2 separate regions of the Homo sapiens genome follow, and region 1 is linked to region 2. Evidence: chromatin loops called from intact Hi-C (ENCODE). Cell type or tissue: B cell. All regions are shown on one strand. Links, peaks and the distances in the headings refer to the core of each region. The heading gives the core; the rest is flanking DNA. Region 1 holds the start of TMEM268 (transmembrane protein 268). Region 2 has its middle 9.6 kb from the start of AKNA.

Region 1 (8,213 bases), core at 214-8,213, 210 kb before region 2:
AAGATATGAAGTGGCCAGTCAGCACACATCTTCATGATTCCAAGCTGGCCCAAGGGCTGATGGCCACTGATCAGGCCCCCTAGAGGGGGAACAGGGCTCTCATGCCCTCACCATTTTTCACTTCTCTCAATACTTTAAACAGCAGCAGCTACAGAATGGGCCCAATGCGAAATGAAAATGTGGGGCCTCTTCTACAAAAATAATGAAGAATTTCAAGATGGCGACAGCACAGCATTAAACCAAATGGGAGGGGCTTCCTAAGTGGGGGACCCTGTGTGACTGCACAGATTGCATGCACCTGAAGCTGGCCCCGATTTTCAGCTCTGGAAGATCACTTAGGAGCCCCCTCTCCCAACCAAGACTATGTAAAAGACAAGCCTTTAACAATTATCATGTATCTGCCCTGCACTGGGCTCTAAGGCTACAAAGCAGCAAACTATGAAAACATTGAAGACTTTAGAGCCAGAAAACCTGGACTTAAATTCCCACTCTGCCACATACATGCTCTTTGACATTAGCTGTCAAGGTACTTAACAACCCGAACCTTGCTGTTCTCATCTGTAAAATGGGGATAGAGAGGTCTACCTCCTATAGCTGCTGTGGGGATGTAACAGAAGGAAATGCAAGCATAATATCCAGTACTCGGCTCACCAGACAGGCCCCTTTCCTCAACATGATTTTCCTATTTTACAGGAGAAAAAACCGCAGGTCAAAGATGTAAAGTGACTTGCCCAAGGTTGGGAGGCTATGCTACCAGCCATGGAGCCAGGAGATAAACCCAAGCCATCTGGCTCCAGGGTCCAAGCCCATAATTTCCATGCCCTTGCCCCTCTGCACTCTAGTGTGACTGTCTCTGAGAATGTTCATGAAATCACCCTTACAAAACAAAACAAAACAAAACAAAAAAGAGTGAGTCAAGGGAGACTGCATTTCCCAGGCAAGATCAAGCAACAAATGCAAGTCAGCCCTGAGATGCTACTCTGGGGATGGCAGGGGCCTTCTCCTCCTCACCTGGCCCACAGCAGGAGACTCTCCTAAATATGCTAAGTGTTTCTCACTCTCATCACGCCTTACTTTCTTCCTGTACCAACAAAAATAGCCACAAGGATCTCTGCCCTGCACTTGATAATCACTGAAGCCCTTCCCTCCTTCATTTGATCATCTCTTAGGCCCCTGAGGCAGATATAATTCTGAGATCCATGTTCCAGACAAGAAACGAAGGGACATCGTAGCTAGGGGCCTACAGCCCAGAGAAGCTGTACTAGAGTCTCAAAAAGGCCTGGGGGACCGAGCAGCCACGAGGGACCATGCCCAGGCTGGAGTTGCACAGGTAGCCTTTCAGACTGCGTGGAAGGTTCCATTTGTTGCAAAATCCCCCCATGAGGCAATGTCTTTCAGAAGAAACCACAGCACTCTACTTGGCCCCATCAGCCTCTCACAAAGTACTAATCAGCAGGCTTTATTCCATTCACCTGGAGGCTGTTTCCTGTAATAGCTAAAAGTAACCGGCCCTGTCCTGCCGCTTCTCACCTGTGTAACCTTGAGTAAGTTACTTCTCTGCCTCAGTTTCCTTACATGTAAGTGGGGATAACGACAGTAACTTCAGGTGGTTGTGAGGTTTAAAGAGTTCACACATGTAAATCACTCAAAATAGCACTGGGCAAGTAGGAATCATTGAAGAAATATAGCTGCCATCATTTTTACTCCACAGACATTTCCTAAGCACCTTCTCAGGCCAGGCCCTGTGCTATCTTGAGCACGAAACTGGAAATAAAATCTGAAGTTCCTACTCAGCCCTCCCTGCTAGGGATCACCATCTGGTAGGAAAGACAAACTCAGGGAAAGACAATTACAAAACAAACAATTGCAACAAGGCAGTGAGAGGGAGCACCTTGGTTGGGGTGGGGGAAGGGTTCTCCGGAAGGCTTCCTGGAGGAAGGAGGCTCCTGGGCTTGGCAAAGGTGGAGGTGAGAGCCAAGAGAGGCCAGTGCCAAGCAGAAAGGGATATGGACCAGAGGCCAGGACATGCCCATCAGGGCAGCCTGTGTGGTCACCTTGCAGCCCCTCATTCAACCAGGAAGCTGCAGAGGGCAGGAGGGGTGCTGGCAAGACCTCAAGGGCAGATGCCTATCATATGTCCTGAACCCCATTTCCCCATCCAGCTCAGCCCTGCACCAGCCCGAGGATAACACAGAAGGTCAGACAGACAGCAGGGTGGAGGCAGAGCAGGGGGAGTGAGCACAGCCTTGAGGCCCCTGCAACTAAGCAGGAAAACTAGAGCTTCTCTGGGTCTCCTCTGCTGATTCTGCATTTTAACCAGAACTTCCAGATATCCATCTTGCACAAGGTCAACTCCCCTCTTTTTCAGCCCGTAGAGAGCATCTGCAAAGGAACATACTCTTAAGTCCTATTGCGCAAAGGCCCCCAGCTCTGCAGACACCGAGTGCCCAGCCTCCCCGGGAACTATGTGCAGCACTGAGATTCGTCAGTTTCCTAAGTCAGGTTTTGTTTTGTTTGTGAAAAACACAACACGAGACCCTAAGAGGGCCTGTTACAGAAGTTTCGGGGCGGAAAAACCTTGAGACACAATGAGTCCGAGCTCTCCATTTTACAGGTGAGGACGTTAAGACCCAGAAAAGAAAGTGTACCATCCAAGGTCAAGGAGCCAGTCCTGGACTGGGCCAGAATTGAAACCCAGGCTCCTTCACGCCAGCTGGAGCTGTCTCGCCATACACGGCCTTGGCCTTGGGCAGCTGTCTCGTCCCAGTCTCAGTCTCCGCCCTCTGGAACTGTCCAGGTCGGCTGAGGATGGGGGATCTCCTTCTCCCCATAAATCAGTCTGGCCCTCCCCAACCGCGGGCCCCCAGGAGGCTTGTCAGAGCCGCTCCCACGGCCGGCACGCGGGGGAGGGGCCCCAGGGCGCACGAAGGACCCCCCGCAGGCTGCCCGCCGCGCCGAACCCAGGCCGTCTGGCCCGAACGCAGGCCAAGGCGGAGGCGCCCAGGCTGCTTCCCGGCCCCGGAGCCCCACAGCACCAAGCCCGGATCGCAGGACACGGGCGCGCGCCCGGGCCCGCGCACACTCACCGCCCGCGCCGCCGCCGCCGCCGCCGCCGCCACCCCGGGACGCGGAAGGTCGGGGGCGCCGAGCCCCTAATGCCGCAGCCTCTGGGCACCGCAGCCCCGCGCCCAGCACGCCTCCCGCGCCGCGCTGCGCCGCCTTCACGGGCCCGCCCCCCGCCCGGCCGGCCCCGCTCGGTCGCCCAACCCCGAGGAGCCGCCCGCCGGACTCGCTTTGGGGCCAAGAGGGAACGCGCCTCCCGGGCCCGCGGCGGAGCGGAGCTGGAGGCCGCGTTTCATCAGCCGAGCGCCCCCCCGGGACGCCGGAAGGAGCCTCCGCGCGGAGCCGACCACGTGCACGGCATCTTGGGGCACGGGTTCCCGCCGTCTCCCCACTGTAAAGGAGCGGCTTACTCCAGAGGTCCAGCCCCCTCACACACAATCACGGAACCCGTGGATGAGGCAGTATTTGAGACCAGAAGTTTATTGGGGACTTGGGTTTGGTTTTTGTTTGGTTGGTTTTGTCGTTGTTTTTAGAGTCGGGGGTTTCGCTGTGTTGCCCAGGCTGCTATCGGACTCCTGACCTCAAGCGATCCTCTTGCTTGGCCTCCCAAAGTGTTGGGATTACAGGCGTGAGCCACCGCACCTGGCCGGGGACTTGTTTCTAATGGAAAATTGTGTATGTGCTGTATTGTTAAGAGCATTGGTTTGGGGTCAGACTAGGCTGTGATTCGGGTCTCTCCACTTCTTATTATCGTCTTTGGTAAATTATTTAACCTCTTTGTGCCTTCGTTTTCTGTAAAAAGCAGATAATTATAGCTACTTCATGAGGTCGTGTGAAGATTTAATGAGATAGTGTGTGTGAAATGTTCACAGCTACCAGACACATACTCACTCGTGTTCCCAATTGCTATACTCACAAGGGCTCACTCCCATCGCCATCCTTCGTAATTTCAAAGGGTCTACGGTTAAAAGTAAGTAACCTTTCCCCTGAGGAAAACACTAACCTTGTGCTTTCCTTGTATTTTTCCTTAGAGCACATATGTACCTGTGCGTGTGTGCGTTTACACAAAGGAAGGCCTTTTCTATTCTGTTGGGCACTCTGCTTTTTCATTCGACAAAGTACCTTGGCGCTCATCGGCCAGAACGCGCCACACTGCCTCATTTCCTTTTAAGGGGCACATAAACGTCCCTATATTAATATTAGGTTTGCGCAAAAGTTATTGCGTTTTTTTGCCATTAAAAACATTACAGGCTGGGCGCGGTGGCTCACGCCTGTAATCCCAGCACTTTGGGAGGCCGAGGCGGGAGGATTACCTGAGGTCGGGAGTTCGAGACCAGCCTGATCAACATGGGGAAACCCCGTCTCTACTAAAAATACAAAATTAGCCGGGCCTGGTGGCGCATGCCTGTAATCCCAGCTACTCGGGAGACTGAGGCAGGAGAATCGCTTGAACCCGGGAGGTGGAGGTTGCGGTGAGCCGAGATTGCGCCATTGCACTCCAGCCTGGGCAACAAGAGCAAAACTCCATCTCAAAAAAAAAAAAAATTGCAAAAACCGCGATTATTTTTGCACCAACCTAATAGAAAGGGTCTTTGTTTTCTTAACCCTTCTTTCTTAGTGGACATGAAGGTGATTTCCAGCCTTGCTGACAGGCCTTGCCCTGATACACATAGCAGCATTGTTGCATACACGCAAACATGCCACAGCCTGCATTTCTTTCTTTCTCTTTCTCTTTCTTTCTTTCTTTCTTTCTCTCTTTCTTTCTTTGTTTCTTTTTCTTTCCTTCTTTCATTTCTTTCTCTCTTTGTTTCTTTTTCTTTCCTTCTTTCTTTCTTTCTTTCTTTCCTTCCTTCCTTCTTTTTCTTTTTCTTTTTCTTTTTCTTTTTCTTTTTCTTTTTCTGAGACAGGGTCACTCTCTTGCCCAGGCTGGAGTGCAGTGGTGCAGTCACAGCTCACTGCAGCCTCGGCCTCTCCTCTCAGGCTCAAGGGATCCTCCCACCTCAGCCTCTCTGGTAGATGGGTCTAAAAGTGCATGCCACCACTCCCGGCTAATGTTTTTGTTTTTGTTTTTGTTTTTGTTTTGTAGATGCAGGGTCTTACTATGTTTCCCCAGCTAGTCTCAAACTCCTACACTCAAGTGATCCTCCCACTTCAGCCTCCCAAAGTGCTGGGATTACACGTGCAAGCCACCATGCCTGGCCCATTTCTATAAGTAGATGTGCTGAGTCAGAATGTACATGCTTGTTTGTTTGTTTGTTTGTTTGTTTGTTTGTTTTTGAGATGGGGTCTCGCTCTGTCACCCAGGCTGGAGTGCAGTGGTGTGATCTTGGCTCACTGCAGCCTCCACCTCCCGGGTTCAAGCGATTCTCCCACCTCAGCCTCCCGAGTAGCTGGGATTACAGGGGTGTGCCACCACGCCTGGCTAATTTTTGCATTTTTAGTAGAGACAGGGGTTTCACCATGTTGCCCAGGCTGGTCTCGAACTCCCGACCTCAGGTGATCCACCCGCCTTGGCCTCCCAAAGTACTGGGATTACAGGGGTAAGCCACCGCACCTGGCCTATGCATGCATTTTTTTATTTTAACAGATATTCCAAATTGTTGGGAAACTCTCAGACCCCAGAACTTAGCTGGCTGCATGCTCGGCCAGCCCTCAGAGACAGCATGATTGGAGGCAGGAGCAGGAATTGGCAACCTGAGAAGTAGATACCACCCAGGCACCCTCATTCACAAGGATCCAGGTAGTGGGCTACTAAAAATGAAGTTCATTCATTTATTTATCCACAAATGGACATTCAGTACCTGCTAAGGGACAGGCATTGTACTGAGCAAGAGTGAACAATACACACCAGGTCCCTATTTAGTGTGCCTGATTTCCAAACAAAACAAAAACAAAAAACAATTTAGACGCGTGGGAGCAAGAGCCTCAAGAGATATTGAAGCTTTACTCACTGATGATAGGATATTAAAAGGGATCCTGCAACAGGTGTGTGGCCTGATCACCATCTATCTAAACCCTACCTCTCCAACAAGGTTGCCCTCCTCCATGAAGCCAGATGTGGTCCCCCTGCCCTTTCTGCCAGGCTGCCTTTACTCTTCATTCTCACTGCTGGTCACTCCAGCGTGAACTTAGTGCTGACACATCAATCTCCTATACCAGGGAGGCACAGAAGACAGGGGCCTTTGGAGCTGGCCCACCAGGCTCTACCACTTACTGGCATGTGGCATTGGCAGGCAGCTCAGCTCACTCTCTGAGTTTCAATACCCTCATTTATGAAAGGCAGATAACTGCTAATCTGGGAGATTGCAAGAATTAATTGAAGTGATGAAATGCTTAGAAGAAAATGCTCAGTAAAAGTGTGGTGCATTCTTGGACAACGAGGTATCATGTGTTTGCATCTCTGAAATGTCACCAGTGTTCAGTCCTGGCATAGCAAGGAGGAGTGGGTGCTCATGTAGAATGGAGAAAGGACAATAGAATCCAGTGAAAGTAGGGTGAAATCCAGTCAGGTGTGCTGGAAAGCAGACTTCAGTAGTGATCATCTTGAATCCACAAGGTCCTTGTGGTGGGCCCAAGCCTCTCCCCACCCACAGCCTACCCTGGACTAATCTTTACTCACTCTCTCCCAACACGTAAAAACCCTATGCTCCAAAAATACAGAGCATCTCTCATTTCCTCCTATAACCCTCTCCCCCTGTTCTCTCACTTCTAGTTCTCAGTGGTTGCCATTCTCTCCCATCTGGAAAGTTGTCTCCAAACCCCAGCCCCATCGTTCTACCTGACGAACCAACTCATTCTCGGGTTTCAGCTGAAAGGGCCCTTCTTCTGGGAGCCCTGCCCTGTCCTGGGCCTAGGCCAGTTCCCCATTCTCATAGTTCATTCTCATAGTTACTCTTGTTTGTTTGTTTCTGGCTTTGTGTGTTTTTATTTTTTGAGACAGGGTCTCACTCTGTCACCCAGGCTGGAGTACAGCAGCGCGATCTTGGCTCACTGCAGCCCCGACCTCCTAGGCTCAAGTGATCCTCCCACCTCAGCCTCCCAAGTATCTGGGACTACAGGCATGCACCACCATTCCCGGCTAATTTTTTATTTTTAGTAGAGACAGGGTTTTACCATGTTGCCCAAGCTGGTCTCGAACTCTTGAGCTCAAGCAATACACCTGCCTCGGCCTCCCAAAGTGCTGGGATTACAGGTGTAAGCCACTGCGTCCAGCCCTACTCTTGCTTAACCTACACTCATCCCATACCCATCACATGGTATTGTCATTGTTCAGTGTCCCCTTTCCCAAAAAGAGAGTAAGCCTTTTGGGCATAGGGCTGTTTCTACCCATGTTCATAGCTATCCCCCTGCCCCTAACCCTGTCCTCAGTAATTGTTAAATGCATATGAAGTAGTGAATGAATAAATATGAATGAAATCATCAGGGCCTCAACTATAGATAAATCCAAATAACCACAAACCCCAGCCAAAGCCACCCTTACTCAGCAGTTGCTCCATCTGTCCTGTTGTGTCTGTAAGGGTTACAGACCCAGGGCTGAGGGCTAGCTGCCAACACTGTTTGATAACTTGGATGAAGTAAGAGAATGAACTTTTTTCCAGCCTGGCAGAACCTTAGTGTTGCAGCAGATGGTACTGAGAGAACCTCAGAACTGCTGGATGAGTAAGTGAAAAGGCAAAGATCAAAAGATCAAAACTTACATCTTGGTGTTTTTTGGTTTTTTTTTTTTTCTTTTGGAGCTCATGTGCCAGTTATAGATTCACTAACTTCCTAAACTTTTCATGGAGACATACTACTTGGAACATTGCCATGGCCTGAACAAATTGAACCAAAGAATGCAGTATTAGTAATTCAGGCTGGGAACTCAGACAGACCTGGGTTTAAATCCAGACTTCACCACAAATTGGCTCTGTGACCCTGTAGCCTCAGTTTCCTAATCTGCAAAATAGAAATGATAATACCTACCTCATAGAGATGGTAGGAAAATTAGATTATGTATATAGAGTACCTTGAATGCCACCTGGTATAAAGTTGATGTTAATAAATGTGAGCTATTTTAGAAATTATTTCCGAAAGTGTGTCCCACAGAATGTTCCGTTGCTAGTGGCTCCATTACATTGATTTCAGCTCCCGGAAGTCACATCCTCAAATGA
Region 2 (8,391 bases), core at 209-8,208:
TATGAGGCAGAATGCACAATGTGCATGAATGTTTTAAATCTCAGATGCAGCCCATTCCTTTCCAGAAGCTGCCTTGGAGATAAGGATTTGTACCCAATCAATCGTCAAGAAGTGCCCTCAGGGCAGACCAGCAAGGAAGTGGGGAAGCAGGACAGGGAAGGGGAGGAAGCCAAGCGAAGGTGAGATTTCAGGCAAAGTCTGCAGAAGGCAGCTTCAGCCTGATCCCAGGAGGATCCCAGGGCGTACACTAGGCCTAGAGTTGTCTCCACTCAAGGCCAGAGGGCTGGACTTTGATGCCTGTCAGTCTTTAGACAAAGCCTACAGAGAGAGGCCATAAATTCCCAATCACTTCCTGCTCTCTACCTATGTGGGTCAAGCTGTTCCAGTAGCCTAGGACAGCGGGTGTCAGAGCAAAACATATGGGATGGGCTCGGAGGAAAAGGTTGCAAACATGGTCTACTGTACGGCCTCAGTCCCGGCCCCAGTGCTTATTCCTTCTGTCCTCAATATTTGTCTGGAAGATGGAAGAGTTTGAGAAATCCTGCTTTGTCCAGTTCTGTGTCCAGAGTTCTGCCAGAGGTGGGTTAGGGACAGTTGGTTCCATGCTCTTGTCCCAGATCCTGTTCTTGGCTGTCCTTGTTCTCTTTCCAGCCTGGGCAGACCACCTGAGACCTGAGCCATGGATTCCCCTGAGGCAGCTGGTGTTTCAGAAGGCACCCCTGCCATCCCCTGACAGGGTGCTGTTGACCCTCTGCAGGGAATGACCCTCCCACCTAGCAGCAGGAGGGCTTCGTTAGGCCTCAGATCTCCTGGCATTCAACTCCAAAGCTTGTGTGGTCATGGGCAAGTAATTTTACCTCTCTGAGCCTCTAGTTCCCCATCTATAAAATGGGTTTGGTAGGCTAAATAATGGCTCCCAAAGATACCCAGATTCAAATCCCTGGAACTTTGGAATGTTACTTTATATGGCAAATGGGATTTTGCGGACATGATTAAAGTCTTGACATGGGGTGGACCCAGTATAATCACCAGGCTCTTATAAATGGGAAGCAGAGAAAGATGTTAACAGAAGAAGACAAGGTGTGTGATGATGGAAACAGGTTGCTGCAGTGATGTGCTGTGACGATGAAGGAAGGGACCACGAGCTGAGGAATGTAGACAGCCACTAGAAGCAGAGAAAGGCAAGGCAGTGGGTTCTCCCCTCAAGAGCCTCCAGAAGAAAGCTGCCCTACTGTCACCTGGACCTGAAGCCCAGAGACTCATTTCAGACTTCTGCCCTCTGTAAGAGAAGGTATTTGTGCCGTTTTAATTTGTTACAGTAGCCATAGGAAACTAACAATGGAGCTGCCACCCCCAGCAGCTGTTAGTCACAGCCCCATGTCTGTACTTGGAAGGAGTAGGACAGGAATGAGTTTCTGGACTTGTTGCTTCTGGAATTCCTGGGCCTGACTCTGAGGCTGTAGCCCATTGAGTGTATGGGTTCCCCTCCCAGTAGAACTTTTAACCTAAAAACATTCCTTTGCAAGTGGTCTTAGAAAGGTCCAGTTAGTTGTCCAAAGTCACACAGCTAAGGAGGACAAGTTTGGACCCACAGCTGCCTTAAGCCTGGGTCTGCTCTTTCCTGCACCTGTCCTGGTGTCTTTTGAAGGGCCCAGTGTGGTAGGCTAAGGCAGCTTCAAGTACTGGGAGAGTGGGGGGAGGGTTGTCAGAGGTCCATCCTGGCCACATGTACCTGTGACCCTGACATTTTTACTCATGATGCCAATGTGGGGGTTGGGGGGAATGGAGTCTCAGGGTCTGCTTCTCCCTTGCTGGAGAATGCTGGGCAGGTTACACAATGCACCAAGCCTCGGTTTCCCCATTCTGTTCAAGAGTCAGGACCGCCATGCTGCTCAAACCCAGAAAAACACTTCACTTCCATGACCTGTGTGGAAAAACACCTTGGGCCCTTCCTACACTGACATTCCAGGGCCAGAGCCCAGAAGGATTAGCTAAAATGTTTGCCCCTTTCACAGAGCAGGCCCTTAGTGGGTAGAAGCTGCTGCTAAACTTACTACTAAATATGTGTCTAGGGAGTAGCAGGCAACCTGGGGAACTGGCAAGTGCTTTCTACCTGGAGGAAAAATTCCAAAGCATTCAACTTTGGATGCAGCTGGATGAGGGACCTTGGGCAAGTCTCTTCTTGCATCAGGACTTATTAACCCTCTTGTGTTAATAGGGTCGGTCAAGGTGCTCTTTAAATTAGTACCACTGATTTATTTCTGACGGGCCTGCCATTATGTTTATTTATTTACTCTCAACAACCGCATAAGATGTGGGTATGAATCCCATTTGCCTGAGGCTCACTGGCAGCAAGTGGCAGAGCTGGGGCAAAGAGCCCAGGTGAGTTGGACACCGTGCATCCTTCAAGGTGTGTGTGTGGTGGACAAGGTATGATGTCTGTGCTGCACTCACAGCGGGACCTTGGAAAAGTTCTTGTCCGTCTTCGGGCTGGGTTTCCATGCTTGCCTGATGGGGAGTTGGACAAGAATATACTTGGGGGCGGTGGTGATAATACCTACCTACCTCATAGGAGACGACTGAACAGCAGAAGAGCTTCCAACAGGTCTGACCCATAATTTGTGATCAAGAAAAGTTTATTATTACTGTTACTAAGCAGGCCGTTTCAGCCATGGAAGTTTGTGATTTCCTCCTCACTGTGGCTCTGTGCGATCTTTTTTTTTTCTTTTTTCTTTTTTCTTTCTTTTTTTTTTTTTGATGGAGCCTTGCTCTGTCGCCCAGGCTGGAGTGCAGTGACGCAATCTTGGCTCACCGCAACCTCCGCCTCCCAAGTTCAAGCGATTCTCGTGCCTCAGCCTCCCAAGTAGCTGGGATTACAGATATGCGCCACCACGCCCAGCTAATTTTTGTAGTTTTAGTAGAGACTGGTGGGGGTGGGGGGACGGTCACCATGTTGGCCAGGCTAGTCTCGAACTCCTGACCTCAGGTGATCTGCCCGGCCTCCCAAAGTGCTGGGATTACAGGCGTGAGCCACTCTGTGCGATCTTGCGTAAATGCCTTACCCTCCGCAGACCGGGCCTCGATCTCCGGGTCTGCGGTGGGGCTGATTGCAGTAGGCACACACAGCCTCCCAGGTCTGAGATTTTCATCCTGCAGCAGGGTTTGCGCTCCCTATGTCCGAGTTCCTGGGGGCGGGCCGTGGCGGCGGCCTTTCGGTGATTGGTGCGCTCCCAGAGGCCCCGCCCCCCCCGGGCCGCCCCCTGCTGTCGCGGGCGGGCCTCAGGGATTATGCAAAGGAGCCACCGCCCCGCCCCGCGCCCGGATTGGAGGCCTTTGTTTGCCGCTCAACTCCAGGAAACCACCCGCGCTCGGCGGCCGCCAGCAGGTGAGACTCGGGGAGGGGCTCGCGGGGCGTCCGGGGTGGTCCCTGTCCCTCGTTGGGACTCAGTTTCTCCGTCGGGAGAATGGGGAGGGAGAGTGGACAGCGCCAGTGGGCTCCGTTCCACTGGGACGGCGCTGCTTTCGGTCTTTTCCACGTGGAAACCCCACGCGCACGGGGAAGGAGACGCATCACCGCTCCGGGAATGGGAGGGAGCCCTGGACGGGCGGTATGGGCCCCAGTCCAAACCGTGCCGGCCGCGGGGTTCCTCAGTCTCCACCCTCCGGCCTCAGTCTCCACCTCTGCACAATGGGGGCGTTGGCTTTTTCTCTTTCCAGCTGGGGCTGGTGGCAGGGAGGGGAGGGGTCCCGGGGGAGCTCGGGGGTGGGCCTTGGCGGGGCCTCGGGCTGTGTTTGGGCTGGAGGCGTGGCCCGGGTTGCTGTGGTTACTGGGGAGGTGAGGCTTTCTGTCTGGGATTTGTGTGAGATTCGTTCACCCAGCAACAATCCGCGCAGCCTGGCGGCCCTCGGAGCCGCGCGCGCTTCCCGGACGCCTAACGCAAGTTTCTTTTCCTCTTTTTGTCGCGGGGGGGAAGGTAGAACAAGGGCCAGTGTCGGGTAGGCAGCCCTGACAATGGTAGGAACTGAACGGGCTGCAAAAATAAGTCCAGTTCCCTCTTGGTACACCTGCGGAGGAGAATGAGGTCCAGAGAGGGGGCGCGACTGGCCCAAGGGTGCACAGCAGGGAGGCGCAGAGCTGGGCTCTCCCCAGTGTGATGGGGCTGGCACAGGCAGAACCAGAGTCTGCTTGCTGCGTGACCTTAGACGACACTTCCAAAGCTCCTTTCCCGGGCTTTTGTTGAAAGAAATGACGGATTGGAGTCCATCATTACCTATGTTTAAAGACCTGCTTCTGAGATAGTCGGAAGGGAAAATTGCTGATAACAAACCTGGGCTATGTTGGAGCAGAGAGAAGCTGAGACAGGCTGCAGTGAAAAGAGACATTGTTCCTGTCCTCTAGAACAGAAGGAGAAGAAATGGGCTGGAACTGAAGCATGAAAGACTAAAGTTAGATACATACAGGGACTTCCCAAACGACTTTTCCAGGCGCCTTCTCTGGAATTGGTGGGTTTTATTTGGGGGCTGTTTTGTTAATAAAACAATGGCTGCCCATCTGTTAGAGAGGGCCTAAGTCTGGTTTACTTACTAACAAACAGGGGAGCGGAACCTATGGTGTTTTGGGACTCTGGGTTTATTCCTGGGGCAGTCGTCTCACAGTTCTTCTGCAGGAGGGAGGCGATGTCCACGTGGGGCCTTTGCCTCCTAAAGTCCAGCCGGTTTGCATTTAAAACATGTGATTGGGGCTGTTTGTTGCAAGGGGATTTCATCAGCTCCCACCGTCCTGCAGACTCTGCCAGAGGCGCTAGGATAGGGGTTTCCAGAGAGACTGGGAATGGTCCCAGCTACAGGGCCGTCATACTGAGAGGGTGTTTTGGAAATTGGTGCACAACATGGACACTTCAGTTTCCCCCCGTGGGGGCGTGGAGAAGGAAAAGTATTTTTAAAGCATTCACATCCCCAGTCGAATTCCTGGTCCTTTTTATGTTTCCTCAGTCCTGGAAGGTGGGAATGATCTGGAGACCAGGAGTAAGAAGACCTGAGTTTAGATCCCCAGCCTGGATTCAGTTCTGAGTGCCTCAGTTTTCCCTTCCACAAAATGAGGTTGGTAATGCCCACTTTACCACCATTTTTTTTTTCTTTTTTTTTTTGAGATGGAGTCTAGCTCTGTCTCCAGGCTGGAGTGCAGTGGCGCGATCTCGGCTCACGGGAACATCTGCCGCCCAGGTTCAAGCGATTCTCCTGCCTCAGCCTCCTGAGTAGCTGGGATCACAGGCGTGTGCCACTACACCTGGCTAATTTTTGTATTTTTAGTAGAGATGGGGTTTCACCATGTTGGCCGGGATGGTCTCGATTTCCTGACCTCATGATCCTCCCACCTCGGCCTCCTGAAGTGCTGGGATTACAGGCGTGAGCCACCGCGCCCATCTACTTTACCACCATTTTAAGGCTTGAGTGAGGTGGCATCATAAGAAACTTTTGCTCAGTCCACATTCTAAATAAATGAGGAAACTGAGGCTCAAAGAAAGGAAGGAATAATGACAACAATAATACCATTGGTATTATTAGCTAATATCATAGGTAATATTTATTGAGTGCGACATTCTAGCCGCTGTGCCAGGGCTTTTACTGCAAGAAGTGAGGTTTGGGAGGGCAGGAGCTCTTATCTGTTTTGTCACCATTGTTATTCCCTAGTGTCTACCTAGTACAGAGCCCTACACAGAGTAGGTGCTCAAAACATTGTTGTTGATCATCTAGATTATATCAGTTACGTGATGTTGTCGAAGTGGGTGTTATTGTTGTCCCTCTTGTACAGATAGAAAGCCTGAGGTTCAGAGAGGTAAAGCCACTTGACGAGAGTCACACAGCTTCTCACTGGTGTTAGCGCATCCTTACTTTGGGGTGTGCAGGGTGTGCTGGTGTCAGCTCGGGAGAGTGGATTGTGCCCATCTCTTCCCAGTGCAGCATTCAGTGATATCAATAGCTTGAAATTGGCATGGCCAATTTCAGTAAGGGTATTTAACACCATCAAAATTAGTAACCACCACAAATCAGGGCTTTTTCTTACTTTTTTTTTTTTTTTTTTTTTTTTAAAGACAGCTGCAGGTGAAGGGTGTTGGGGGATGGAAGACCAGCCTTGCTTCTGCTTGGCAGCCTGGAGTTGGGGGCTTTTTGGCAGAGCCAAGTGGAGCCAGGCCAGAAGGCCTGCGCCCCACTGCAGCTCCCCTAAAGTATGCGATTTGGGAAGAAACCCTTTATGAGATGGCTTTTGTAGTGTACGGTGTGAGTTATGCAGTGCAGCAGCCCCTGACTTGGGAACAGGTTGGTATGAGCCTGAATTCCAGGCCAAAATGTCTGGCCTTTAACCTGAAAGTGACAGGAGCCACGGATGGTCGTTAAGCAGGGGAAAAACCTGACAGGATGGTGCCCTAAGATTTGTCATTGTGCCAAGGGATTGGGGGGTAAGTCAGGGTGGGTGATAGGGAAGAGGTGCGGCAGTTGGCCAGGGGAGCCAGGAGGCTAACAGAAGCTCCTCATTTTCTGAGTGTGTCCTGCGTACAAACACATTATCTTGTTACTTTACACATGCATGCCTGAGGGAAGGAGAAGCCTCTGTCTGTAGATGAGGATATCAGAGAAGTTCTGAAACAAAACAGCAAAGGGCTGATCTACCCAGGCTTCCTGCCCCCAAAGTCTCACATTCTCACTCCTCCCTCCCTCCTGCACCCCAGCTTGCTGTTCCATCTTGGCTCTGGGCTTCCTTGCCAAATGTCAGGCGAACTCCAGCTCCATTGCCGAGTGAGACCTTCTGCGCCCAGTGCCGCTCCCACACCAGCCCCTAGGTCCTTGCCAGCATTCTCCCCCCAGCCCCCCCACTGCCAGCTCAGCTTTTTCTGGGGAAGGAGCCTGGGATCAGGGCCAGAGTGGGATGTCCAGCTGTCAGTCTCCTCGGGGTCTTGGGACCACAGCCAAGGACCAGGACTGAGGAGGGGAGGTCTCAGGGTCTAAGAGGCACACTCAGTCCCCCACTAAGGATTCATCTGGAGGATAATGCTTTATTTGTGGGTACAGACCCAACTGTGCCTTAACATGCTGTGTGACTTTGGGCAAGTTGTGTAACCTCTCTGAACCTTTCTTCATCTGTTAAATGCCTAATTATTTATGAGGATCCAATCCAGCAACACATGCCATGCCTCCAAATGCAAAAAGTGGCTGAGGCTGGGCGCTGATTGCTTCCTTTCCTTTTAGTGATTTTCATGTGTTCCCACATGTTGCATAATGGCTGTATTGCAGAAAACAACATATTGTATTAGAGTTTAAACAGAGGAGGAGAAGGTGTGGGGGTTACAGAATGTTATAGGATGTCAGAGCTGTAAAGGGCCTCAAAGAACCCAACGATACATTTCGCCTTTCACAGGAGGGGCAACTGAAGACGGAGGTGCCCAAGGTCAGAAGGAAGCACCACACAGAGGTGAGGTGGTATTCGTTTGTTTTGTTTTTAAGAATAGTACATGTTCATTTCATTCTTATTTTTAAAGCAACTGTTATATTTGAAAAATACCCAAAAGGAAAAATGGTAAACTTCCCTATCAAAAAAACTTGCCTATAATTCTACTACCTAGTGATAATGATTGTAAACTTTTTTTTTTTTTAATTGAGACAGTTTCACTGTCATCGCCTAGGCTGGAGTGGGGTGGCACGATCTTGGCTCACTGCAACCTCTGCCTCCCAGGTTGAGGCAGTTCTCCTGCCTCAGTCTCCCGAGTAGCTGGGATTACAGGTGCACGTCACCACACCCAGCTAATTTTTGTATTTTTAGTAGAGACGGGGTTTCGCCATGTTGACCAGGCTGGTCTCGAACTCCTGACCTCAGGTGATCCTCCCGCCTCAGCCTCCCAAAATGCTGGGATTACAGGTGTGAGCCACGGCGCATGGCCTGTTGTAAACATTTTAAAGCATGTCTTTCTCTTTCTTTTGCTTTCTCTCTCTTTCTTTTTCCTATCCTGTCTCCTTCCTTTCTTCCTCCTCCTCTTCCTCCATATTTTACTGTTTTTTTTTTTAAGTGGACTCAAACTAGATATATATTATTTTATAACTGGCTTGTCCACTTAACATAACAAAATTTTTACATTATTTGATATTCTTCAATAGCATGACTGTTAACGGCAGCTAATATTATTCCTTTGAGTGGAACTATCACAATTTCTTTCAATGATCACCTGTTACGGGACACTGCTATTGTTTCCAACCATTTTACCTATTGCAAGTTTCAGTTGCAAAGTGATTAAGATCACACTGTCCAGGGCCGGGCACGGTGGCTCACGCCTGTAATCCCAGCACTTTGGGAGGCCGAGGCGGGTGGATCACGAGGTCAGGAGATCGAGACCATCCTGG

The links. A loop is a pair of places that touch in the nucleus more often than their neighbours do. Peaks named below come from ENCODE experiments on the same cell type or tissue, not always from the same donor. Only the 100,000 strongest peaks of a DNase experiment are listed, where the experiment ranks them.
Region 1: it touches region 2 in a loop (12-fold over the local background); 7 of 110 quality-filtered maps call a loop at or near these places.

The regions. Positions count from the first base shown.
Region 1 is chr9:114,606,438-114,614,650 of GRCh38, reverse strand. TMEM268 (transmembrane protein 268) reads right to left here and starts at 3,360. Exons shown (of 9, transcript NM_153045.4): 1 at 3,087-3,360. RefSeq lists silencers at 2,729-3,008, 3,119-3,328, 3,369-3,448 and an enhancer at 6,571-6,630. In B cell, for the core only: CTCF peaks have their summits at 4,643 and 4,853; a DNase peak (open chromatin) is centred at 3,350; H3K4me3 peaks cover 3,154 bases; H3K27ac peaks cover 4,963 bases.
Region 2 is chr9:114,393,434-114,401,824 of GRCh38, reverse strand. It overlaps a transcript of AKNA not described here. Among named protein-coding and RNA genes, the nearest start is that of AKNA, 9.6 kb to the right of the region's middle. RefSeq lists silencers at 3,087-3,386, 3,697-3,786. In B cell, for the core only: a CTCF peak has its summit at 3,586; DNase peaks (open chromatin) are centred at 3,324 and 3,944; H3K4me3 peaks cover 2,106 bases; H3K27ac peaks cover 5,131 bases.